Linked DNA regions of Homo sapiens: all the other regions are linked to region 3. The links are chromatin contacts, found by Hi-C or POLR2A ChIA-PET in ENCODE. All regions are on one chromosome and are shown on one strand. Each heading gives the region's core, a stretch centred on a gene start or an enhancer-like site at or near the end of the contact. The rest is flanking DNA. Distances are from core to core; before and after follow the strand shown. Region 1 holds the start of TMED9 (transmembrane p24 trafficking protein 9). Region 2 holds the start of HIGD2A (HIG1 hypoxia inducible domain family member 2A). Region 3 holds the start of UIMC1 (ubiquitin interaction motif containing 1). Region 4 holds the start of FAM193B (family with sequence similarity 193 member B).

Region 1 (6,268 bases), core at 3,769-6,268, 590 kb after region 3:
GCTTTACCATGTTGGCCAGGCTGGTCTCGAACTCCTGACTTCAGGTGATCCATCTACCTTGGCCTCCCAAAGTGTGGGGATTACAGGCGTGAGCCACTGCACCTGGTCCATAATTTCTTTCTTTTAATTTTTATTTATTTATTTATTGAGACAGGTCTCACTGTCACCCAGGCTAGAGTACAGTGGCACAATCACAGCTCACTGCAGCCTTGACCTCCTGGGCTCAAGCAATCCTCCCACTTCAGCCTCCTAAGTAGCTGGGACTACAGGAATGTGCCACCACGCCTGGCTAAGTAGTTGGGACTACAGGTGCGAGCCACAACACCCGGCTAATTTTTGTATTTTTTTGTAGAGACAGGATTTCACCATGTTGCCCAGTCTGGTCGTGAACTCCTGAGCTCAAGCAGCTCTCCTGCTTCAGCCTTCCAAAGTGCTGGGATTACAGGTGTGAGCCACCACACCCGGCCTATTTTTAAAATATCTTATTAGTGGAATAGATATAAATCAAAGTTATTAAAGTAGCTGCATCTGGAAAGGGATGGAGGGAATAAGGATTTAATTTTATTTGTAATAATTTTGTTCTTTAAAACATACCTGATAGTTTAGGACTTCTGCTTCTGAGAAGATGATATAGACATACTTTTCTCCATTCCTCTGGCTAGGTACAACCAAAATCCTAACTAAAAGAGGAGTCTCAAATCAATAATCTAAACTACTTCTGGCCGGGTGCAGTGGCTCATGCCTATAATCTCAGCACTTTGGGAGGCTGAAGAGGGCAGATCACCTGAGGTCAGGGGTTCGAGACCAGCCTGGGCAACATGGTGAAACCCCATCTCTACTAAAAATACAAAAATTAGCAGAGCATGGTGACACATGCCTGTAATCCCAGCTACTTGGGAGGGTGAGGCAGGAGAATCGCTTGAACCTGGGAGGTGGAGGCTGCGATGAGCCGAGATGTTGCTACTGTACTCCATCCTGGGTGACAGAGTGAGACCTTGTCTCAAAAATCAAAACAAAACAAAACAACAAAAAAACCCCACAAACTTCTACTTCAAGTCACTAGAATAAGAAGAACAAACTAAATCCAAAGCAAGCAGAAGAGGAAAAAATAACAAGCAGAAACCAATGAAATTAAAAACAGAAAAGCAACAGAGAAAATCAATGACACAAAAAGCTGATTCTTTGAAAAGACTGATAAAATTGACAAACCTCTTACAAGACTGATACAGAAAAAAGAAGACATAAATCACCAGTATCAGTAATGAAACGGGTGACATCAGTACAGACCCTGCCCACATCAGAAGGATCATAAGAGAATAATTCCACGGACAACTTTACATACATATGTGGGGGTGTGTGCTGCAGACCTCAACTCAACGACAGATGAATAATGTACACTGACACAGATATTCTGCTTGTCAGTCAGGCCGATTGTCCAGGCCCCCTACAGACTCCCAGGAGAGTGCTGTACATTTGCAACGTGGCCCCGACTCCCCGCCTCCTACTCGCTGGCCTTCTCGTCATTTACTTAGCACACATTAAACACAGCAAAAGTCTCAAGTAAACACCATTAGAGGGTAATCAACCTGGTCGCCTTCCCCTGCCTCCCCCAGAGCGCCATCCTGCCCGCGAATGATTAAAGGTTACTTTTAGAACCACATGAGTAAACAAGCTATTTAGATAGACTCCTCTACATTCCTATGTTACTTACCCTTGCTATGGCTCAAAGAGGATTAGGCCGCTTTCAGCCAAACTATCTGAAGCTAAGCAAAAACCTTTTGGCCTTCCAAGTTTTGTGTTTTATTGTATAATTTTCCCCACCATCCTGACTGAACCTCTACATACATAAATGTAACAATTTAGGCAAAATAGATCAATTACTCAAAAAGCACACACTATCACAACTTACTAGTATGAAATAGATACTTTGAATAGCCCTATAGCTATTAAGGAAATTTAATTCATAATTAAAACACTCCCCAAAAGGAAATTTCAAGGCCCAGATGATTACACTGGAGCATTCTACCACACTTTTGTTTTTTTTTTTGAGATGGAGTTTCACTCTTGTTGCCCAGGCTAGAATGCAAAGGTGCCTTCTCAGCTCACCAAACCTCTGCTTCCCAGGTTCAAGTAATTCTCCTGCCTCAGCCTCCCGAGGAGCTGGGATTACAGGCATGTGCCACCACACAGGCTAATTTTGTATTTTTAGTAGAAACAGGGTTTCTCCATGTTGGTGAGGCAGGTCTCGATCTCCTGACCTTGTGATCCTCCCGCCTCGGTCTCCCAAAGTGCTGGGATTACAAGCGTGAGCCACCGTGCCCGGCCAAAGTTGACTGTTTTTAACTGTACACTTCAGTGGGATTAAGTACATTATATTGCCATAGAACTCTCACCACCATCCATCTACAGAACTCTTTTTATCTTGGAAAACTGAAACTCTATACCTATTAAACAATAACTTCACTCTCCCTGTCCTCCAGTCCCTGGCAACCACCATTCTGCTTTCTGTCTCTGTGATTTTGACGACTCTAGTACCTCATATACATGGAATTACCCAGTATTTATCATTTTATGTCTGGCTTAGTCCACTTAGCGTAATGTTTCTTCAAGATTCATCTATGTTGTAGCATGTGTCAGAATTCCCATCCTTTCTAAGGCTGAAAGGATTTCCATTGTGTGGATGTACCATATTTTGCTTATCTATTCATCTACTGATGAAGAACTGGGTTGCTTCCATTTTTTTTTTTGCTTGTGAATAATGCTGCTGTGAACATATGTGTACAAATATCTCTTTGAGACCCTACTTTTAATTATTTTGAGGATATCTCTAGATATGGACTTGCTGAATCATATGGTAATTCTATTTTTATTTATTTATTTTGAGACAGTGTCTTGCTTTGTCACCCAGGCTGGAGTGCAGTGGCATGATCACAGCTCACTGTAGCCTTGACCTCCCAGGCTCAAGCAATCCTCTTGCCTCAGCCTCCTGAGTAGCTGGGACTACAGGCGCATGCCACCAGATCCAGTTAATTTTTGTATTTTTTGTAGAGATGGGGTTTCGTCATGTTGCCCCGACTGGTCTCGAACTCCTGGGCTCAAGCAATCCTCCTGCTTCTGCCTCCCAAAGCGCTGGAATTATAGGCGTAAGCCACCATGCCCAGCCTATTTTCACTTTTTTGAGGAATCATTATACGGTTTTCCACAGTGTCTGTACCATTTTACATTCCCACCAACAGTGCACAAGGGTTCAATTTCCCCACATCCTTGCCAATGCTTGTAGTTTCTTTCTTTTCCTTTTTTTTTTTCTAGTGGCCATCTTAATGGGTATATGACGTAGTATCTCATTGTTCTTTATCTCATTGTGATTTGTGTTTCTCTAATGATTAGTGATGTTGAGTATCTTTTCATGTGCTCACTGGCCACTTGTTGATCACTGGAGAAATGTCTATTCAAGCCCTTTGTTGTGGTTTTTGAATGAGATTGTTCTTATTTTGTTGCTGAGTTTTAGGAGTCTCTGCATATTCTGGATATTAATCCTTTGTCAGATATATGATTTGCAAATATTTTCTTCCATTCTGTGGGTTGCCTCTTTACTCTGCTACAGAGTCTTTTGATGCACAAAATGTTTTAATTTTCATAAAGTCCAATTTGTCTATTTTTTCTTTTGTTGCCTGTGCCTTTAGTGTCATATCCAGGAAGTCTGTTGCCAAATCCGATGTGGTAAACCCTTTGCCATATGTTTTCTATGAGTTTTATGCTTTGGGATTTTAAAAGTTGTGGGTCTTTTTGGGTGAATTTTTATCTATGGTGTTAGAGAAGGAACCACCTTCACTTTTTTGCATGTGGATATCCAGTTTTCCCAGCACCATTTGTTAGAAAGACTGTCCCTCCTCCCCGCATTGAATGGGCTTGGTCTCCTTGTTAAAAATTATTTGACCATATATGGGAGGGCATATCTTGGGGCTCTCTATTGTATTCCATTGGTCTATATGTCTGTCTATATGCCAGTACCACACTGTCTTGATGACTGAAGCTTGGAAGTAAGTTTTGAAATCAGGAAGTGTGAGTTCTTCAGCTTTATTCTTATTTTTCAGGATTGTTTTGGCTAATCGAAATCCCTTGAGAGTATATGAATTGTAGAATGAGTTTCTCTGTTTCTACAAAAAATGTCATTGGGATTTTGACAGGAATTGCATTAAATCTGTAGATTGCTTTGGATAGTATTGACATCTTAACTATATTAAGTAAGGATGATTTTTTTTAAATTACTGATTCAATCTCCTCACTAGTTATAGGTTTATTCAGATTATATTATCTATTCTGAGTCAGTTTTGCATTTCTATGAATTTGTCCATTTCATCTACGTTATCCAATTTGTTGGCTTATATTTGCTCATAGTACTCTCTTATGATCCTTTCTATTTCTGTAGAATTGCTAGTAACGAGCCATTGCAGTTGGGATCTGGCAGCAGAGGCTGTGTGTGTGTTTGTGTGTGTGTGTGATCGGAGAAATGCTTGAGAGGGTAACACCCGATTTAGGAGTGGACAGGGTATGAGGACAAAGAAGTGGTAATGGGAGACCTTGCCTTTTATTTCTTTTAATCTTTTTTGATAATACATTTGTGCATTATTTGGTCGTTCTCTTTAAATTCATTTTTAAAGGTAGAAGCAAATCAAGACTGGTAGATGCTGTGCCAAGGAAAGTCAGGGATCCTAGGTTCGAATCCTGTCTCTGTTCGCAATTCGCTCCGCAACCTCAAACAAACGACCTCAGTTTCATCTATGAAAAGCTGGTAACCATCGTCAGTTGCCAGGCCATGAAGAGAGTCAACGGAAATAAGTTTTTATTCTAGGGCACCCGCTCTCTCTCAGGTAAAAGCCGCGCCCCAATCAGGTACTGCCGCGCCAGGGCCGCGGGACATCTCGGGATTTGTGGTCCACCCGGCGGAACTCGCGGTCCCGGCAGGCACCGCGGCGGCGGCAGGGCGACGTGGCGCGGCCGGCTGCGGCTGCGCAGGCAGGTGGAGCAAGATGGCTGTGGAGCTGGGCGTGCTGCTCGTCCGGCCCCGGCCCGGAACCGGGCTGGGTAGAGTGATGCGGACCCTCCTGCTGGTGCTGTGGCTGGCGACGCGCGGAAGCGCGCTCTACTTTCACATCGGAGAGACGGAGAAGAAGTGCTTTATTGAGGAGATCCCGGACGAGACCATGGTCATAGGTGCGGGGGCGGGGAGGAAGGGGCGAGTTTGGAACGTGACCGTGGTCTTGGGGCGGGGGATGCGAGACAGTCAGCTCTCTAGAGCCGGGAGGAGACGGCCTCGCCGTGCCCAGGCGGTCGCGGAACCCATGCCACCTCGCGCTCCTCTGACCTGGGCTCGCCCTGCTTCCCTCAAGGAAACTACCGGACGCAGCTGTATGACAAGCAGCGGGAGGAGTACCAGCCGGCCACCCCGGGGCTTGGCATGTTTGTGGAGGTGAAGGACCCAGAGGACAAGGTGAGCCAACCGCCCCCCTCCTCTCCGCCAGCCTCTCAGCTAGGCGGGCTCCGGTACTTCCTCTTCTAGTTCCTGCATCTGCTAAAGTGGGAGAGACAGTTGATGTTGTGGGAATATCCTGCTGACTTGCAGACCCCGCCCGGTCTGTGAAATGGGCGGATTAATTGTGGTGATAAAAATCAAAGAGTTTTGTCAACTCTTAAAGTCATCTAGACTTTAAGATTTCACAGAACATGATACTTTCCCCACAAAATGAGCAGCTTTTAATCTTCCCAAGTAAGGATATTAAAACGAACGGCAAAACCCTTCAGCTCTCACCTTCTGTCACTTTTCGTTAAAAAACTCATGGCGGGGTGTGGTGGCTCTTGCCTGTAATCCCAGCACTTTGGGATGCCGAGGCGGGTGGATCACTTGAGGCCGGGAGTTCAGGACCGGCCTGGGCAACCTCCGTCTGGCAAACCCCGTCTCTAGTAAAAATACAAAAAAAAAAAAAAAAAAAAATGAGCCGGGTGTGGTGGCGCACACCTCTAATACCAGATACTTGGGAGGCTAAGGCACGATAATTGCTTGAACCTGGGAAGCTGAGGCTGCAGTGAGCTGAGATAGCATCACTGCACTCCAGCCAGGACGACAGAGTGAGACTCTGTCTCAAAAACAAAAACAAAAAAGAACCCCCCAAAAAACAACTCACACCAAAAAAGTTGAAAGGGCATAAGCTATAAAGGAAAGCCCTTCCCAAGAGCAGTCAGTCACTTGCCACCCTAATGTCAGACTCTC
Region 2 (6,264 bases), core at 198-2,697, 620 kb before region 3:
TCCTGGCCTCAAGTAATCCGTCTGTGCCTTTTACCCCCAACACAATCTTGGTGACAAGGACTTTGTGTTTTGTTCTCTATTAAATCCCCAGGGTGCTTAGGATGTGACATGTTCTCAATAAGTAGTTAACCTAATGAATGGGCTTCGCGAATGAATTTGTTCCATTGCCTTAGGCAAGTTTCTTTTTATTCTTTCATGCCAGAGGAAAATGGCACTACCATTTCTTGAATAAATGTGAGGCTACAGCCACACAGTTAGATAGTCCCTAAGGCAAGGAGTGTTATACCCATTTTATAGATAGGCAGGCAGAGAAAGATGAATTGCTTGCTTTTCTTTTGGGAACCTGGATTCTTTTAATAGTTGTTGAAGCCTCCAGGGGGCCAGGCGGATCACTTGAGGCCCAGCCTGGCCAACATAGCGAAACCCTGCCTCTACTAAAACCACAAAAATCAGCCGGGTATGGTGGCACACGCTTATAATCCCAGCTATTTGGGACGCTGAGGTGGGATATAGCTTGAACCCGGGAAGGAGACTGCAGTCAGGGAAGCCTAGGGAAGCCTCAGACCAAGGATGATTGAATAACAAAGAAAAGGTGTAAGTAAAGATCTCCAACTCTTAGGGAGTACTAATTAGGAAAGTTAAGGGTAGAAAAAGATAAATTAAGGAAAATACCGTTGAGATGCTAATGGGTTAATTTCAGAGAAAAAAGACTGAGTAGAGGGGGTATGGGGAATGTGTGCTGGGGAGGGAGTGTGACGAAGGTCGTAAAGAGACCCTTGCTCAACGTCAGTTGAGCGTTCTGACTGTGGGGAGGTCGAAAACTCGGAAGGGCCTGAGGGAAGGAATGGGCAGTACCACGTTCTGACACCTAGGTCAGTATGGCGGGGGAAGAGTAAAGAAGACAAGGACCGAGACCCTGCCATGTCAGTACCTTTCTCTTACGGAGGGGCACCGCCCTGTTGGGGTCCACAGCCAACCCCATCTCGGCCAGGTTCTGCCGTACCGATTTAGCGTGGTCCCAGGCATGTCGGATGTGGGAGCTACCGGCAAAGAGAGACATCGCGGATCCGTCATCTCGCGGACCGTCCCGGCCGAGGCCCACGGCCACCCGGAACCCCAGCCCCCTCACCATTCGATCCGCGGCGCTGCCTTCCGTCGAGCATTCCGGTTCAGACGCTTTCGGTTGACACTGTAACCAAACTTCTGCCTCCGGGTTTTGCCCTTGGCCTTGGGCATCGCGCTGACCACCGCACCAGCAGCTCAAACACGCTGCCTCTGTCTCTCAGACCTCGTGTAACAAACTCCTTCCGGAAGGCGTGCACAAGGCTTTGCGGGCATTTGGGGAAATGTAGTCCTTTTGTAGCACTACCGTGCTGAGCACTACGACTCCCAGGATGCAACGAGCATTTGCGCCTGCGTACAAGGCTCAATTTATTCGTTTCCCCGCCCCTTTCATGACCTTCACCGGGAGGCTGAGGTCGGAGTCCCGATTTTCTCCTGCTGCTGTGGCCCGGACATGGCGACTCCCGGCCCTGTGATTCCGGAGGTCCCCTTTGAACCATCGAAGCCTCCAGTCATTGAGGGGCTGAGCCCCACTGTTTACAGGAATCCAGAGAGTTTCAAGGAAAAGTTCGTTCGCAAGACCCGCGAGAACCCGGTGGTACCCATAGGTAAGTGGGTGCGGTAGGAACTGCACAAGGAGAGGACAGTGATGTCGGAGGGAAGGAAGTAGAGAAGGACCAGAGCGCTAGCGGGGAGCGGAAGGAGAGCGGACTAGAGAAGAGACGAGGGGGCGGGGCGGTGAGGGGCGAAACTGATTGGAGCGGGAGCAGCGGGTTTAGGGGGCGGGATTTGGGGCCTAAGATTGGGAGGACTCTGTAACTAGGAAGACCTCGACTCGACCTACCCTCGCCGCCCTCCCTCCGCTGTGATCCAGAGATCTTGGCTTTGGGGAAGCGAGACCCAAAGCGGGGAATGACCTGCGGGGCCCGACCTGCTGTTTCCCAGTTGCTTTGTCCCCTCCTCAGGTTGCCTGGCCACGGCGGCCGCCCTCACCTACGGCCTCTACTCCTTCCACCGGGGCAACAGCCAGCGCTCTCAGCTCATGATGCGCACCCGGATCGCCGCCCAGGGTTTCACGGTCGCAGCCATCTTGCTGGGTCTGGCTGTCACTGCTATGAAGTCTCGACCCTAAGCCCAGGGTCTGGCCTTGAAAGCTCCGCAGAAATGATTCCAAAACCCAGGGAGCAACCACTGGCCCTACCGTGGGACTTACTCCCTCCTCTCCTTTGAGAGGCCCATGTGTCGCTGGGGAGGAAGTGACCCTTTGTGTAACTGTAACCGAAAGTTTTTTCAAAAATCCTAGATGCTGTTGTTTGAATGTTACATACTTCTATTTGTGCCACATCTCCCCTCCACTCCCCTGCTTAATAAACTCTAAAAATCCACTTGTATTTAATTCAGTATCATCCCCATGGTTTTTGGTCTTTGATTTTGGAGGAAACGGACTTTGGAGTGGTGCTTAGAAATCGTGTAGTCTAGTGATTCCCGAACTTTCCTAGTAACAGCCACCCAGGGCACTTTGAAAGCAGAGATTTGGCCAGGCGCAGTGGCTCACACCTGTAATCCCAGCACTCTGGGAGGCCGAAGCGAGCGGATCACCTGAGGTCAAGAGTTCAAGACCAGCCTGACCAACATGGAGAAACCCCATCTCTACTAAAAATACAAAATTAGCTGGGCGTGGTGTTGCGTGCCTGTAATCCCAGCTACTCGCGAGGCTGAGGCAGGAGAATCACTTGAACCCGGGAGGCGGAGGTTGTGGTGAGCTGAGATCGCGCCATTGCACTTCAGCCTGGGCAACAAGAGCAAAACTCCATCTCAAAAAAAAAAAAAAAAAAAAAGAATCTCAAGGTCACTCCTTGAGATTCTAGTTCAGTGGGCCTAGAGTAATGCCATTTGAAAAATACTGGTCTAGCCAGCAGTTTTTCAGACTTTCAGTAGGACAACCTTCCTTCAGATGAGGCCTCCCATAGTCGGGTCAGAGGCAGAGGGTTCTGCCCTCCACTCCGCATAACCTCCTCACCCTGCTCCCACCTCCCTAGAGTCTATGGGGCTCCACTGATCTAGACCATCTAGTTCTTTTTTTGAGACGAGTCTCACTGTGTCAGCCAGGCTGGAGTGCAGTGGCAGAATCTCGGCTCACTGCAACCTCCGCCTCCCGGGCTCAAGCAATTTTCCTGCCTCAGCCTCCCGAGTAGCTGGGATTACAGGTGTGTGCCACCACGCCCGGCTAATTTTTGTATTTCGTATTTTTAGTAGAATACTAAAACAACATGGTTTCACCATGTTGGCCAGGCTGGTCTTGAACTCCTGACCTCAGGTAATCCCCCAACCTCGGCCTCCCAAAGTGCTGGGATTACAGACGTGAGCCACCACGCCCAGCCTAGACCATCTGGTTCTTGACACAGTATAGAAGAGGAAACAGGCTCAGAGAAGCAGTCTGGTACAGTGGGAAGAACACAGTCCCGAAGCTCTCCAGAGATTTGTGTACATAGTGTTTGAGGGTTCTGGAAGAGGAGGCTGAGGACCTGAGCACACTCTAGAAGAGAGGTGACCTGTTAGTTCCTCCTTCATGTAGTTTCAAACAAGTATTCCTGGTCTGTGGTCAGCGCTCCTCAAATGTTGGATTTGAGGACCTGCGCTCTTCCCGAGTGATTGTACTGTTTTCAACACCAGCTTCAAGCTGGCAGAAGGAAAAAGGGAGTGAAGACACACCCCTTCTTGAACCCCCCAACAGTCTAGATCTCAGTGGAGGGCTGTACTAGGGCCAGCTAAGTTGCTTGCCTCCACCATGTTCTCTCAGCTTTGAGGCAGAGATGATAGATGTAGAGCAGTGCACTGTGGTGACCCTTGGCATCCAGATACAAGACAAGGACATGGAGTGATGACCACTGTTTGTAAGTGTTGGTGTCATGGTGTCCCCCTCCAAAAATGTTGAAGTCCTTCTAGTGCCTTAGAATTTGACCTTAGGCTGGGTGCTATGGTTCATCCCTGTAATCCCAGCACTTTGGGAGGCCAAAGTGGATAAATTGCTTGAGCCCAGGAGTTTGCCCAGCCTGGGTGACATGGCAAAGCCCCGTCTCTACTAAAAATACAAAGATTAGCCAAATGTGGTGGCACGTGCCTGTAGTCCCAGCTACCTGAGAGGCTGAGGTGGAAGGATTGCCTGACCCAAGGAAGTTGAGGCTGCAGTGAGCTGAGATTGCACCACTGCACTCCAGCCTCAGTGATAAAGCGAGACCCTGTTTGAGAAAAAAAACAGAAAACGAAGATTTGGCCACAAAGACAGACATACCTAGAAGGCAATGTGCAAACAGCCACCTGATGGGGGCAGGATTGGGGTGATGCGTCTGCCAGCTAAGGGATGCCTGAGGCTACCAGAAGCCAGAAGCAGGTGGAACAGACCCTTCCCCAGCTCCTTCAGAGGGAGCATGGCTCTGCCACAGCTTGATTTCAGATTTCTGGCCTCAAGAACTATGAGACAATAAATTTCTGTTCTAAGCCAGCTAGTTCATGTACCTTCTTACAGAAGCCCTAGGAAGCTAATATTTACTGGCAATTACTCAAATCTTTTTAAACATCATGCAGGTCATGAACGTCCTGTTTGCAAACTCTGCTGAAGGGGAAGAAGGTGTGATCACTGGTTGTTTATCCAAAATCCAAGATGAGCCCAGTTGAAGGAGGAAGCGAAATACACAGGGCAGTGGACCCTCCACATCCAGAAGGTCCCAGCCAACCCTAAGGAGGGGAGTCTCATGGGTCTTCAGGGCTCTTACCCAGGCTTAGGAGGAAGCTACCACCAGGAACCTCTGGTCTCGCTTTTCCCTCCCACTACAAGCCACTTCCCCTCTGGGAACCTTGGTGTCCTTGGTTATATGGTGAGAATAACAGAATTTACCTCACAGACTTGTTAAAGGATCGAGGTTACAAAAGCATTCTGCGAGAGGCTGTCTTTCCTCCTGGAGGTGGAGGCAACAGACATGGAGAGCTTGGGGCTCCCACTTGGCTGGGAAATGGGGGAACATTCTCCCTTCTCTCAAGGTCATGAAGCTGGGAAAGTTCTAAGCACAAACCGAGCCCTGACACCAGTTGTGGCTTCCAGAGAAGTGAGAATGATAATAAATAAGTGTAAAAAGAGTCAACAACACACCCTTTAAGCCAAGAAAAAAAATACATCAGGAGGGACAGTCACAATTGAGTAGACTGAGAGGAGGCGTGAGGGGCTGGACCAGAGGGCCAGGAGGGAGCGAGGCGTGATGGGGTGAGGGCCCCCCTCCCAGCGCCTGGAGATGGGGAGGAGTGGAATAGGCTGTGGGTAGCAGCTGCTGCGAGTCTCCACCCCGACCAAAGCAGCTGCTCCTCCTGTGCCCAGGCCCAGCCCATGCTCTGTGGCCATGCACCTAGCAGGCACCTAGCGGGACAGTGGCGTCTGCTTCAGGGACATGAGCACCGAGCGCAGGCGGGACACATCTTTGCACTGCTTGCTGCTCTTGGGGTTGAAGTCACATAGCTGGGCCACCTTCTCCCACTCTGTGCCTGGGGTCTCCTCCTTGGATTCCTTCACGAAAGCCTCCTCGGATGCCCTGCGGGTGGAGATAGGACGGGCTTTTATAGCAGTCTGCTTTCCCCCAGCCTTGCCCTTGAGCAAGGCTGCTTTGCCCAGCCTACTCTGGGGCACTGTGTCCTCCCCAGCCTTGTGCCCCCCTGACTTCAGAGGAGGGCAGCCTTGGCGCAGGAGGAAGCCTAGCTTGGTCCTGCCTCAGGACCTTGGCACTTGCTATCACCTCTTCCTGGAACACGCTTCTCCCAGACCTGTTCCTGGCTTGCTGCTTCTTGTCATTCAGGTCTCAGTGCGGGCCTCACCTCCTCAGAAAGTCTTCCCAGCCTAGGCACCCTCTGTTCATTACTTCCCCATCGGGAGTTCCCAACCTGAGGTTCCTGACACCTAAAGACCCTTGGAGGTCCTAGGACGACCTAATGCAGGACCTTAGCTATTTCACCATTTCCAAAAACTTGGCAGAAGTAGGACACTGACTAACCATCTAACAGAAGCACCTAGTTCAGCATTGCCTGAATGTTCTGTGTGAGGATTCTCCAGAAAGACTGTGGTCAAATACCTATGGAAAACCCAGCTAAAGAGGATCTTTACAGCAAGACTTTCAAAGCCTTTCATGTGCTGTGTGCGTCGTGACCCTCCAAGGTGTG
Region 3 (6,150 bases), core at 2,286-4,785:
CCAGTTTATACTCAGTCTCAATTTGAGACAGGTGTGTAACAACAGAATTCAAACATACTTTGAGTAGTAATTGTAATATAAAAGGATATGGCTGAAAAAAGTTGTATGGAGGATATAAAACTTAAGGTAGGCCGGGCGCGGTGGTTCACGCCTGTAATCCCAGCACTCTGGGAGGCCGAGGCAGGCAGATCACGAGGACAGGAGTTCAAGACCAGCCTGACCAACAGGGTGAAACCCCGTCTCTACTAAAAATACAAAAATTACCCGGGCATGGTGGTGCGCGCCTGTGATCCCAGCTACTCAGGAGGCTGAGGCAGGAGAATCACTTGAACCCGGGAAGCAGAGATTGCAGTGAGCCAAGACTGCGCCACTGCACTCCAGCTTGGGCGACAGAATGAGACTCTGTCTCAAAAACAAACAAACAAACAAACAAACAAAAAACTTAAGGTAATCCTTAAATCTAAGAGTATAGCATGAGTAGTACTTGGCAGCAGAGATGAGTATGGGGGAAGACTGGAGAAGCGTAATGCACTGGGAAAACCTCTCACACAGAGTAGTTTCCATCCTATTTAAATGTTTCCTGTACCGTGTGTGCACGTGTATTGTTACTGAGACAAGGCCTCACTCTGTGATGGAGTGCAGTGGCATGATAATAGCTCACTGCAGCCTCGACTTCCCAGGATCAGGCAATTCTCCCACCAGAGCCTCCTGGGCAGCTGGGACTACAGACATGTGCCAACAAGCCCAGCTAATTTTTTGTATTTTTTGTAGAGACTGGGTTTCACCACGTTATCCAAGCTGGTCTTGAGCTCCTGGGTGCAAGCAATTGCCCACCTCAGCCTCCCAAAGTGCTGGGATTACATGTACCATATACTTAAACCAATATGCTCAAATTTGATAGCAAACAAAGCTATACCACAAAATATGTCTAATTTCTAAAAGGCATGTAAATAAATAAAAACCCAGCATAGAACCACTGCAGGCTCAAGGTGGGTTTTCAAAGAATCACAGCAGATGATGGATCAATAAGAAGCATTAAGTACAGGCTCCCCACAGATACAAATTCCAAAATTTCCAGTGCTTCATGAGATTTAGCCACATTAAATTACTGTTTTCCACAGTAATTCTAAAAACGTAAATAAGAAAGGTCCCTGATCAGTTCATTTAAACAAGCAAGCCTGTATACAGTTCAACTACTATTTTTTTTTAAGTTACTACCCTTCAAAGATGAAGAACTCACTAAAATAATGGTCTATCTTCACTTATTGAACTAAAGCTAAAATGAATTACCACTAACTGCCAATGAAGGAGGAATCAAGTCTGGATGCCAACAGCAGCTTCTTAATGACAATTAAGGAACAAAATGTCTCCAGAAAGATGCAGAAGCAGGACAGGTGCCCCAGTAATGAGACTTATTTATTTCACAGGTAACATTTTGGGCAGTGTCCTTGAAAATCCTCAATTTCAGATATTATTTGCCATTTTATTTCAGCACATCCATCGTCTTGATCTATCTGAAGAAAAATCACTGACAAGGTAATTTAAAATCTTGACAGTCTGGGTACCAAACTTGTCAAAATTGCTTTGAAAGCTTGGGGGCACAGGGACCTTAAGAACAATCCTTTATAAATGATTGACTTTTACCCCTAAATAGGTACCTAGCACTTTCTTTATTTGGAGACAAGGTCTTGCTCTGTCACCCAGGCTGGAGTGCAGTAGGGCAATCAGCCTCGACCTGGTCCAAAGGTCAAGCAATCCTCCTACCTCAGTTTCCCGAGAAGCTGGGAACCACAGGCACGCGCCACCACGCCCAGCTAATTTTTTTTTTTTAATTTTGAGGGTTTTAAGAGACAGGGTCTCACTCTCTTGCCCATGCTGAAGGGCAGTGGCACGATCATAGCTCACCTGCAGCCTCCACTTCCTGGGCTCACGGGATCCTCCTGCCTCAGCCACCTGAGTAGCTGAGACTATAGGCAGGCGCCACCACACTCTAATAATTTTTTTTATTTTTTGTAGAGACAGGGTCTCCTATGTTGCCCAGGCGGGTCTTGATACTCCTGGACTCAAGTGATTTTTCTGCCTCGGCCTCTCAAAGTGCTGGGAGTATAGGAGTGAGCCACCAGGCCCGTCGACCAAGCGCTCTAATAACTAAATACAATGAACTTATTTCCGTAATTTTTGTAAAAAGGTAAATGCATACCTACACACGCATACATCCCTGATACTTCATTTTCCATTTTTTCAGTTTATATTCAGCCTCAGTTTAGGACAAGTGTGTAACAATACAATCCAAACACTTTAGTATCTAGTATCACAACAACTCTGCGTCGTAGGTATTCATATCACGATGTTCCACATGAGGAAACTTAACGCAAACAGCGGATAAGCTGGTAAAGGGCTGAGAGTTGAAGCTGAATGTATCTGATTCCAAAAACACACTTTCATTCGACTACAAGGCACTGCCTCCCTTGACAGGAAAACAATAAAGACAGAAGCATAAACTTTTCACTTTTTCCGGGTGTCATTTCTATATCTCGGTGCGATGTAGTGATTAAATGAAAGAACACTGGAGTCCAGCTGCTGGGATTCAAATCCAGCTCCACTACTGCCCGGGACTCGCGCCCCGTTAACTGAGCGGCAGGGCACCAGCCCGCCGGCTGTGGCGCTCGAGAAGCCTGCGGCGCTGCCTAAGCACCTGGAAACGCGCCGGCCCTGCGGGGGCGAAATCGTCTAGGACGATAGGGATCTCCAAGGAGTGCGCTGGGGGTTATTTTCGGGGCAAATAATTAGAGAAAACGAGGATCACACAACAAAACAGCAACCCGGCACGGGAAGGAGCGCGGGCCTGGCGCCCCGAGGCGTGAGGCGGCGCGGACCACGGCTGAGGGAGCTCGGCGCTCGCCCGACGCCCGGGAGGATGCAGGCCGCCCCCCAGGTGTGAAAGGGACCCGCCCGGCAACCGAAGGTGCAAAGCCCAACCTGGCGTTCCGAGGGGCCCTGCGTGGCGTCAGGGGAGACCCAACCCGCGTCCCGAACCCACCTCAACCTTGGGAAGGACCCAGCCCCGGCATCTGGAGAAGCCCAACCCGGCACCAGTAATGGCCGGTCCCGGCGTCCGGAATCCGCCCCGGAATCGGGAGGGTCCCAGCCCCGCATCCCGAGCCCACTTCGGCGTCCGGAGGGACCCACCCCCGACTTCGGCAAGGCCAGCCCCGGCGTCCGGAGCCCACCCCCGCGTCGCGAGAGACACACCCCGGCATCAGGAAGGGCCGCCCCGGCGTCGGGAGAGGCCTACCTTGGCGTCGGGAAGCGCCCCTCCCGGAGAGTAGCGGGCCGCGGACCCGCTGAGGAAGAAAAGGAGGCAGGGAGGGGTGGGCGGAGCTGTGCGCAGGCGGCGGGTACTCACTCGCTGGCGCAGGCCGCTCTGTAGACCTTCTCCGGGTTGCCGGGGGTCGCGAGCCGCCACACGTTGGGAGCGCGGGGGGAGGGGGAGGGGCGCGCGCGTCCGATGCCAGAGACACGCTCTCGGGGCGGGCGCAGGCGCAGCGCGCGGAGACTTAACCAACCCCCGCCGCGGGGGAGCCATCCGGGACGTACCAACTGCGCGGGAGGCGCTGACCGCCCGTGAGCCGGCTCGCACCTTGCGCGGTCTCAGTTGCTTGCGCTTTGGGGGAAAGCAAGGAGTAACAACAGACTCAGAGATAGCTGTGGGGCAAAATGTATAGAACGGCCACTTTTGAGGACAATTCCGTGTGATGAAATTTAAAATGTCCATTTTATGACCCAGCAATTTCACGTCTAGAAAAATACGGAAATGCCGGGTGCGATGGCTCACGCCTGTAATCCCAGCGCTTTGGGAGGCAGAGGCGGGCGGATTACCTGAGGTCGGGAGTTCGAGACCAGCCTGGTCAACATAGAGAAACCCCTTCTGTACTAAAATACAAAAATTAGCCAGGCGTGGTGGCGCGTGCGTGTAATAACAGCTACTCAGGAGCCTGAGGCAGGAGAATCGCTTGAATCCGGGAGGCGGAGGATGCAGTGAGCCCAGGTCACTGCCACTGCACTCCAGCCTGGGCAACAGAGCGAGACTCCGTCTCAAAAAAAAAAAAAAAAAAAAAGGGAAAGAAAGAAAAGAAAAATACAGACACTCCTACAGGTGTGCACAAGACATGTTCAAGGAGGCCAGCTTCCTGGCGGAAAATGTGAACAGCAGAAATGTCCAATAAGTCTCGCATAAATAAAACACCAAATGTCCCTACAGTGATATACTACAACAAATAAAACAAAGGAATCCTATATGTGTCAACATTTGCTAGGTCACAACTACTTAAGTTATTGAAATAGCGACATGCCAACAAATATGTACACTGTGAAATGATTTATATAAATTTAAAAATAGGTAAATTAGAACAGTATATACTGTTTACAGAAAATCTATGTGTGTAAAAGTATATAAGATGAACTAGATGGATACCATGGTAATGGTAAAGGGGTGAAAGAAGGAGTAGCGGAAAATGTGGGGAGAAGCAAACAGGACTTCAGATAGATCTGTCATGATTTCTATTAAAAAGAAAGACCTGGCCAGGCGTGGTGGATCACGCCTGTAATCCCAGCACTTTGGGGGGCCAAGGTAGGCAGATCACTTGAGGTCAGGAGTTAGAGACTAGCCTGACCAACATGGTGAAACCCCATCTCCACTAAAAATACAAAAATTAGCTTGGCGTGGTGGTACATGCCAGTAATCCCAGCTATTCGGGAGGCTGAGGCAGGAAAATCGCTTGAACCTGGGAGGCAGAGGTTGCAGTGAGCCGAGATCACACCACTGCACTCCAGCCTGGGTGACAGAGTGAGACTCTGTCTCAAAAAAAAAAAAAAGAGAGAGAGAGACCTAAAAATAAACGTAAGAAAATGTTAACAGTAGGGTAATCGAACGTGGAACTACAGGCACATTATTCTTAATACTTTTCTGTAACATTTACATTCTGGAATGCCTTTGCCCTATCTCCCCCATGCCACCTACCTCCAACTGATCCTCCAAAACCCACCTGAACCATTTCTTCCACTGCTTCCTTGAACCTCAGTTCATTTCTCCTGCATCCTTCCTCAGCTGCTGGGACATTCGATCTCCCACAGTATACTACAATTCTTTGCTCTATGAGTCTATATCTCTTCTATAAGACTTGTGAGCTCTATGAAGACATGATCCATGTAATCCTCACAAGTAGCAATGGGCCTGTCCTAAAGCAAACACTCAAAAAATGTTGATTGAATTGAATTGAGGAGTGGGGAGATCAGAAAAGGTTTCAGTGCAGGGCCAAAAAGATCCTTTTAGGGCATCTTACTTCAGGGAAGACTATTGATGCATTGGTGGTGGCAGCCATTCTGCAAACCTGAGGACAGACAGCCTATGGCAGGCAGCCTGTAAGATGGCCCTAGATCCCACAGGCTGGCAACCACACTCTTGTGTAATCTCTCTTCTTGTGTGTGGGCTATGCTTAATAACTCACTTCTAAACAATAGAATAAGGCAGAAATGATGGCATGTCATTTCCAAGAGTGGGTGATAAAAACTCTATGGCTTCCTTCTTGGGTACTATCTCAAGTTCTCAATTTGCTCACTCAGGCCAAATGCTATACTGTGAGAAATAGCCATATGGAAAGACTCACAGGGCAACAGCTTGATCACATCTTAGGAGAGACCTTAAGCCAAAGACCTGTCTAAGCTGTGTCCCAACTCGTGACCTATGAAAACTATGTTTATGGTTTTTTGGTGTTTTTTTTTTTTTAAAGGTCTCACTCTGTCACCCGTACTGGAGTGCAGTGGTGTCATCAGGGCTCACTGCAGCTTCAAACTCCTGAGCTCAAGCTATCCTCCCACCTTAGCTTCCCAAGTAGCTGGGACTACAGGTGCATGCCACTGTGGCTAGCTATTTTTTCGTTGTTTTTTTGTGGAGACGGAGTCTCATTATGTGCCCAGGCTGGTCTCAAACTCCTGGGCACAAGTGATCCTTCCGCCTCAGCCTCCCAAAGTGCTGGGATTACAGGCATAAGCCACTGCACCTGGCCTATGTTTTAAGCCGCTAAGTTTTGGGGTAATTTGTTATATAAAAACATATAATTATTTCAGAGCTTAGAAGAGAGGAAAAAAAAA
Region 4 (6,769 bases), core at 1-2,500, 550 kb after region 3:
CATCCGACCCTCCAAGACTCCTGCAGGAGCCTGCCTTCCTGGGCAGGCTCAGCCAAAAGACCAACTCAAAACTCTTTTGTCAGAGCAAGCTTAGGGAGAGCCACCCAGCCCCGAGTGCCACAACCCTCCCAGAGCAACCGTGGCCCATGTCACCCCCGCCTCTCAGTGAACTTTGGCAGGGTACCTCCCGTTATCTCCTTTGCTCAAAAGAAAGTGACCTTCTTCCAGGTGGCAAGCTGGAAGCTTTGGGGAATCCTCCTACTGTTCGCTCTCAGCAGGATTCTCCAAACCTGGGATCTCAAGGTCGGGGTGGGCTGCCTTGCGGAGCAGGGGAGGGAAGAAGGGCAGGTTCTGCTGGGTTTCCACCTCAGTGCAGAAACCCCACCAAAAACTCCTCCGGGCAGCCTGGCTGTCTGCTCCAACTGCTCTGCTGGGTATGGCGAGGAGGCGCCAGGAGACACAGCTGCTGAGGGGGCCGCGGCTGCAGGCGCTGCAGGGGACGGAGTGGAGCCGTTCCCGGGGGCAGAGGGAAGAGGCTGCAGTCGTCCAGTCCCAGAGCCCCGAGATGGCCTGTGGCTGAGGGAGCAGGTGGGCCCGGGGGAGGTGGCGGGCCGAGAGCGGAGCTGCGGCCTCGGGATCACAGCCCAGTCCCAGTCCCAGTCCCAGTGTGGGTGTACGGCCGGAACGCCCGGAGGCGGCGGGGAGAGGGGAGCAGCTTCAGCCTAGTCGCAGGAGCGCGGACCGAGCCTCGGCTTTGGGGAGAGGGGTCCAGCCTCCATTCCCGCCCCGGGGGAGAAAGCTTCGGCGCCGGACCCGGGGGAAGGCTGCTACCCCAGCCGCGGCAGGATGGCCCATCCCCAACCCCGCCCCACTCCCGCTCCCGCTCGGGGAAGGTGAAAGCGCCCGAGCCGCCGAAGTCTCCCCGCTCGCTCCTACCTGCGGGCCGGGCACCAGGTTGGGTTCGTCATCCTCCCTGGGGCCGTCGTGGTCGGGCTCCGCCGGCGCCTCCGGAGGGCCTGCACCCGCTCCCGCCTCCAGGCTTGGCGGCGGCGGGGGCTCGGGCGCCTGGGGCTTCTGCGGCCCCGCGGCCCGAGCCCGCTCGCGCCTGCCCGCACCGCCGCTCGGCCTGCTCCGCCTCCGCGTCATGCCGCCGCTCGCGCCGCTCCCTCGCTCCACACGCCGCCGCCGCCGCCGCCGCCGCCGCCGCCGCCGCCGCCGCTACCGCTCCCCTCACAGGACAACAGCCAATATGGCGGCGCCCGGTTCCCCCCCTCCGCCTGCTGCCAACAGGTCAGAGGGCACGCGGAGTCCGCGCCGCCGCACTAGCCCCCGAGGCCGCCTGCGCCATTTTGAATAAGGTCACCACCCGGAGTTCGCTGGGAGAAAAACTTGGTGGGGAGACGCCCTTCCCCCCCTACGCGGGACGGGAAGGATGCAACCTGCTGGAGGAACGCGTGTAATGCGGTGGTAATCGCGCTGCACCACCCTAGCACTTAATAATTGCCTGTTAAATGGATGAGTGAATTAATTTCTATAGTGTTACAATACTTTCACACCCATCGTCTGACTCCTTCCGACAGCACAGCGAGGCAGGTACGGATCATTCCCATTTTGCAGGTGAGAAATATTGAGGCAACATAAAGGCCTGGAAAAGGTTGCTGTACATCATTTTGTTGGAACTCCTGGGCTCGTGGACGGCCTGAGTTGAAAGGGACGAAGGTCTTTATTTGCAACATATGGTCTACTGGGAGTCCAGCGTTCTGTGCTTGGGACAGTGGGACTCAAACCCGACTCCTTGTTCCCGAGTCTGATGGGGAAGGTAGACACGTAGGTACATAGTTACAACCGGTGTGATAACGATGAGACGACTAGGTGTTTCCAAAAAAATAGTATGTGCAGGAGAGGATTTTGGAGTGGTACACAAAGGAGAATTTTTAAAACTTAATAATTATGTATTTAATTGTTAAAAATGGAATTTCCCCCCTCTTTTTGTGAATATACTGTATAATACATGTACATGGCACAGATTAAAAAAAAAAAGTTTTGAGTGAAGTCTGTCTCATGCCTGGGCTATGTACTCTGAAATTGTGGTTATATGCAGAGTTGCTATTGGTATCAACAGGGGCGGAATCCTGACACTGGCTTCCTAACCCATGGGGCAAGGGCTATTTTGAAAGGAAGAGCTACATGGAAGGCCCTGGAGCTCTCCTTAACTACCAAGAAAATAAATCAAAAATAGTACCTTATCTCACCCAGGGATTAATGCCACTATCAAAGATTTGAAAGACGCAGGGTGAGTCCCATCACATCACCATTACCTCTTCAGTTTGCCCAGAACAGAAGAGAGACGGCCTTGAAGAACAACAGAGCATTATGATAAACTTACTTATTCTGGTAAGAACCCCAACTGCAGGCATTCTTCCAGATGCGGTCCTTCTTGGGACAGATCAGCACAGTTGTTGGTCTCTAATAGGCAACAAGAGGTCTGGTCAATGGTTATTCTTCTGTACCAAACACCAGGAATCCCTTGCATTGATCTGGCAGGGGCAGCGGTAAACCCTCACTGTCTTGCTTCAGGGTATGTCACACTCTGGACCCAGCCACTTAGTTTACAGGGATTTTTTTTTTTTTTTTTTTTAATGACAGAGTCTCACTCTATCTCCCAGGCTGGAGTGCAGTGGCGCAATTTCAGCTCACTGCAACCTCCGCCTCCTGGGTTCAAGGGATTCTCGTGCCTCAGCCTCCAGATTAGCTGGGATTAGAGGCACATGCTACCACGCCCCCTAATTTTTTTGTATTTTTAGTAGAGACGGGGTTTCCCCGTATTGCCCAGGCTGGTCTCGAATTCTTGACCTCAGGTGATGCACCTGCCTCGGCCTCCCAAAGTGCTAGGATTACAGGCGGAGCCACTGCACCCTGCCAGTTTACAGGGATTTTTTTTACTAAATCTCCATTCTAATGGATATCAGGCTAATCTGCTGAGGCACTGATGACATCATCTTGATGGACCTTAAGAAAAGGGAATAGCAGATATCCTGGATGATTTGGTAAGGCATGATGTGTGTGCCAGAGGATGGATAATAAATCTCACAAATATATAGGGGCCTCGCAGTAAGCCATCTAGGAGTCTGGGATATGTTGAGATATTTCGTACAAAGTGAAGGGAAAGCTGCTGTAGATCACACTCCCTACTAGGGAAGAGGTGCAATACTTGGGCTGGGGCTTCTTTAGACTTGGTAGGTAACATAGATGTATTTCGATACATTATTATTATTATTATTATTATTATTATTATTATTATTATTATTATTATTTTGAGATGGAATCTCTGCCACCCAGGCTGGAGTGCAGTAGCGGGATCTCTGCTCACTGCAACCTCTGCCTCCCGGGTTTGAGTGATTCTCCTGCTGGCCTCCGGAGTAGCTGGGGTTACAGGCGCGCACCACCATGCTCAGCTAATTTTTGTATTTTTAGTAGAGACAGGGTTTCACCATGTTGGTCAGGCTTGTCTCGAACTCCTGACCTCCTGAACCTCCGGCCTCAGCCTCCCAAAGTGTTGGGATTACAGGCATGAGCCACCGCGCCCGGCCTGTACTTAGGTACGTTATTTTGACCAGTTACTGGGTCACTTGAAAGCTGCCAACTTTAAGGCAGGATCATACAAAAAGAGAAACTTTTCTTAGTGGACCAGGCTGCAGAGTAAATAGTTCTGGCTTTGGTCTTAATACTCAAGCATTGGATTTTGGAGCAAACTTATGCTTTCCTTCAGCAAATAGTTATATTCCATTTTAGAAATAGCTCCTGGCTTGCTTCAGGGGTCTGGTGAAATTGGATGCCTGATCCTGGCCTACTAGGTGACCACGTGACCTGAACTGAGTGTTATCTGATCTACTCAGCCATAAAATCAGGGGTGCTCAGCAACACCCTGTCATCGAGAGGAAGTGACATGTGTGGGTTGGGTCCATGCAAGTCCTAAAGCACAAGTAGGTTGCCAGAGCAAGTTACTTACATTCCTCTGCTGCCACCCTCTTCTCCATTCCATCCTTCAACCTGGATCAGTGGTTTCATGAACGGTTTAATGATGAGTTGACTAAGGAAGAAAAATCCAAAGTCCAGTTTGCAGATGGCTCTGCATGGTGTGCTGGCTCCAGCCAGAAGCAAATTGCTAGAGTGTTCTAGTCTTCCTCAGACAGGGCCCAAGGGCACAGAAAAGGGAAATCCACGCAAAGACCCTGAAATAAAGACACATCAATTCCTGGCCATTGGATCATGATTTACTCTGTTGTTGAGGGACTTGAGGGAAAAAAAGACTGCAGGCTTAGTGACAGGAAGTTCTGAGGATGACAGATGTGGAAAGATTGTCCAGAATGGCTTCAGAACATAAGGCTATTTGTGTCCCAGATGAACGTTCATCAAAAGAACCTCTTAAAAGTCCGATGGGCAGTATGGCCCCTTCTGTGGCTGTCAGACTGTCTCTTCCCAGCTATTTAAGAACTTATTCAATGGCTGCATGAGAAAACTGGCTCAGCAATTTGGACTGTCTCCTCCCTGAGGCTGGCTGACCTATCTACTCTCAGTGCTGAGTCCAATTTGCAGGAACCAGCCAGAGGTCCGTGTGGAACCTTACTCTGAGGGGCACACCTGACTCTCTTCTAGCAGGATGATTACTTTGGACTATGTATTAGGGCTGGTTAGCTGCTGTAACAAACCAACCTCACATAGCAAGAGTTTTAACACCTTAGATCTCGTCTACCTCGTGTCGCAGGCCAATGCCTGTTGAAGGGGACTTTGCAGTCACTCAGGGATCCAGTCTCCTTGGATCTTGTGGCTCTGTCTTCACCTCGGCTCTCAAAGTCCTCTTCATTCATCCAGAGGATGGGAAAGGCAAAAAAGTGAGGGTTGCATGGGACATTTCTATGAGCTGTACCCAGAAATGAATATACATCACTTTTACTCACGCGCCATTGGGGAGAATTCCACTGTATGGTTCCCCCAGAGGATAATCCTTCCCTCCTACTTCTTCCTCTCTCCCCAGGCAGCACTGATCTGCCTTCTGTTTCTACAGAATATTTTGCATTTTCATACAGTATGTATTCTGCTTTGCCAGGCATCTTTCCTGCAGCATAATTATTTTGATTCATCCATATTGTAGCGTGTTTAGATAGCTCATTCCTTTATACTGCAGAGTAGTATTCCATTGTATGGAAGTATCACATTTTGTATCCATTCAGTGCTGATGAGCAGTCATGACAAACATTTCTCATGCATTAAATTAGCTTATTATGCTGCTCTGAGAACTGGAAGAAAATATATTTAAAGCCCAGTACAGGCTGGGCGCAGTGGCTCATGCCTGTACCTCCAACACTGTGGGAGGACCACTTAAAGCCAGGAGTTTGAGACTAGCCTGGGCAACAAAGCAAGACCCTGTCTCTCCAAAAAAGAAAGAAAGGAAAAAAAAGCTGGCATGGTGGTATGTGCCTGTAGTCCCAGCTACTTAGGAGGCTGAGCTGGGAGGCTTGCTTGAGCCCAGGAATTCAAAGCTGTAGTGAGCTGTGATCACTGCCACTGCAGTCCAGTCTGGGTGATAAAGCAAGACCCTGTATCTGTAAGAAATAAATAAAGTCTGGGTGCAGTGGCTCACGCCTGTACTCTCAGCACTTTGGGAAGCCAAGCTAGAAGGATCACTTGAGGCCAGGAGTTTGAGACCAGCCCAATCAACATAGTGAGACCCTCCATCTCTACAAAAAATTAAAAATTTAGCTGGGCGTGATGGCACTCATCTGTAGTCCTAGCTACTAGGGAGGCTGAGGCATGAGGATCCCTTGAGCCCAAGAGTTCGAGGCTCCAGTGAGGTAAAAAGATGCTACTGCACTCTAGCCTGAGTGACAAAGCGAGACGCCTTAAAAAAATAAAAATCCCTTAAAAAAATGAAAATAAAATATATTTAAAACAAGTATACAATGCACAATATAGTGAAATTGTATCACATACAACTGTTTAAACATGTATTTTGTACATGTTAACATGTGAGAGCAGGATTGGCTTCATAGATACATAACCTGTGCCACCACATAGGGCTCCACGCCCAGAAGGGCTGTGTGCCTGGCTCAGTGCTCTGCTGTCGCTTCCTTGAAATTCTTTATTCTTTCTTTCTTTCTTTTTTTTTTTTTTTTATTGATCATTCTTGGGTGTTTCTCACAGAGGGGGATTTGGCAGGGTCATAGGACAATAGTGGAGGGAAGGTCAGCAGATAAACATGTGAACAAGCGTCTCTGCTTTTCCTAGGCAGAGGACCCTGCGGCCTTCCGCAGCGTTTGTGTCCCTGGGTACTTGAGATTAGGGAGTGGTGATGACTCTTAATGAGAATGCTGCCTTCAAGCATCTGTTTAACAAAGCACGTCTTGCACCGCCCTTAATCCATTTAACCCTGAGTTGACACAGCACATGTTTCAGAGAGCACGGGGTTGGGGGTAAGGTTATAGATTAACAGCATCCCAAGGCAGAAGAATTTTTCTTAGTACAGAACAAAATGAAAAGTCTCCCATGTCTACTTCTTTTTACACAGACACGGCAACCATCCAATTTCTCAATCTTTTCCCCACCTTTCCCCCCTTTCTATTCCACAAAGCCGCCATTGTCATCCTGGCCCGTTCTCAATGAGCTGTTGGGCACACCTCCCAGATGGGGTGGTGGCCGGGCAGAGGGGCTCCTCACTTCCCTGTAGGGGCGGCCGGGCAGAGGCACCCCTCACCTCCCGGATGGGGCGGCT

Evidence for each region. A loop is a pair of places that touch in the nucleus more often than their neighbours do. ChIA-PET counts read pairs that join two places held with the same protein, here RNA polymerase II (POLR2A). Pooled maps may share reads with other maps.
Region 1: a map with no recorded cell type shows a loop between it and region 3 (11-fold over the local background). The contact joins the promoter of TMED9 here to the promoter of UIMC1 in region 3. A Hi-C loop is called at or near these places in 2 of 37 single-sample maps with no recorded cell type and 10 of 50 pooled maps. POLR2A ChIA-PET finds 5 or more read pairs at or near these places in 1 of 52 experiments (OCI-LY7).
Region 2: a loop to region 3 is called in a map of B cell, with 9 times the contacts of the local background. The contact joins the promoter of HIGD2A here to the promoter of UIMC1 in region 3. A Hi-C loop is called at or near these places in 5 of 168 maps with a recorded cell type or tissue (B cell, CD8-positive, alpha-beta T cell, ascending aorta and 1 more), 6 of 37 single-sample maps with no recorded cell type and 16 of 50 pooled maps. POLR2A ChIA-PET finds 5 or more read pairs at or near these places in 2 of 52 experiments (BJ and WTC11).
Region 4: a pooled map shows a loop between it and region 3 (9-fold over the local background). The contact joins the promoter of FAM193B here to the promoter of UIMC1 in region 3. A Hi-C loop is called at or near these places in 6 of 50 pooled maps. POLR2A ChIA-PET finds 5 or more read pairs at or near these places in 2 of 52 experiments (GM10248 and endothelial cell of umbilical vein).

Annotation. Positions count from the first base shown.
Region 1 is chr5:177,587,185-177,593,452 of GRCh38, forward strand. TMED9 (transmembrane p24 trafficking protein 9) reads left to right here and starts at 5,019. Exons shown (of 5, transcript NM_017510.6): 1 at 5,019-5,214; 2 at 5,391-5,491. The coding sequence starts at 5,031. RefSeq lists an enhancer at 6,224-6,268.
Region 2 is chr5:176,387,304-176,393,567 of GRCh38, forward strand. HIGD2A (HIG1 hypoxia inducible domain family member 2A) reads left to right here and starts at 1,448. Exons shown (of 2, transcript NM_138820.4): 1 at 1,448-1,670; 2 at 2,028-2,458. The coding sequence starts at 1,517. The coding sequence ends at 2,194. NOP16 (NOP16 nucleolar protein) reads right to left here and starts at 1,295. Exons shown (of 5, transcript NM_016391.8): 1 at 1,130-1,295; 2 at 932-1,040. The coding sequence starts at 1,236. CLTB (clathrin light chain B) reads right to left here. Exons shown (of 6, transcript NM_007097.5): 6 at 5,198-5,642. The coding sequence ends at 5,471. It also overlaps a transcript of ARL10 not described here. RefSeq lists enhancers at 599-1,282, 934-2,133, 1,406-1,725, 1,926-2,145, 1,967-2,650.
Region 3 is chr5:177,003,244-177,009,393 of GRCh38, forward strand. It overlaps UIMC1 (ubiquitin interaction motif containing 1), which reads right to left and starts at 3,536. Exons shown (of 15, transcript NM_001199298.2): 1 at 3,407-3,536. RefSeq lists silencers at 2,742-2,791, 3,162-3,551, 3,562-3,661.
Region 4 is chr5:177,553,313-177,560,081 of GRCh38, forward strand. FAM193B (family with sequence similarity 193 member B) reads right to left here and starts at 1,251. Exons shown (of 9, transcript NM_001190946.3): 1 at 937-1,251. The coding sequence starts at 1,146. It overlaps FAM193B-DT (FAM193B divergent transcript), which reads left to right and starts at 1,316. Exons shown (of 3, transcript XR_941274.3): 1 at 1,316-1,617. RefSeq lists silencers at 420-529, 860-1,069, enhancers at 950-1,453, 1,180-1,339, 1,360-1,509 and a cis regulatory region at 3,672-4,118.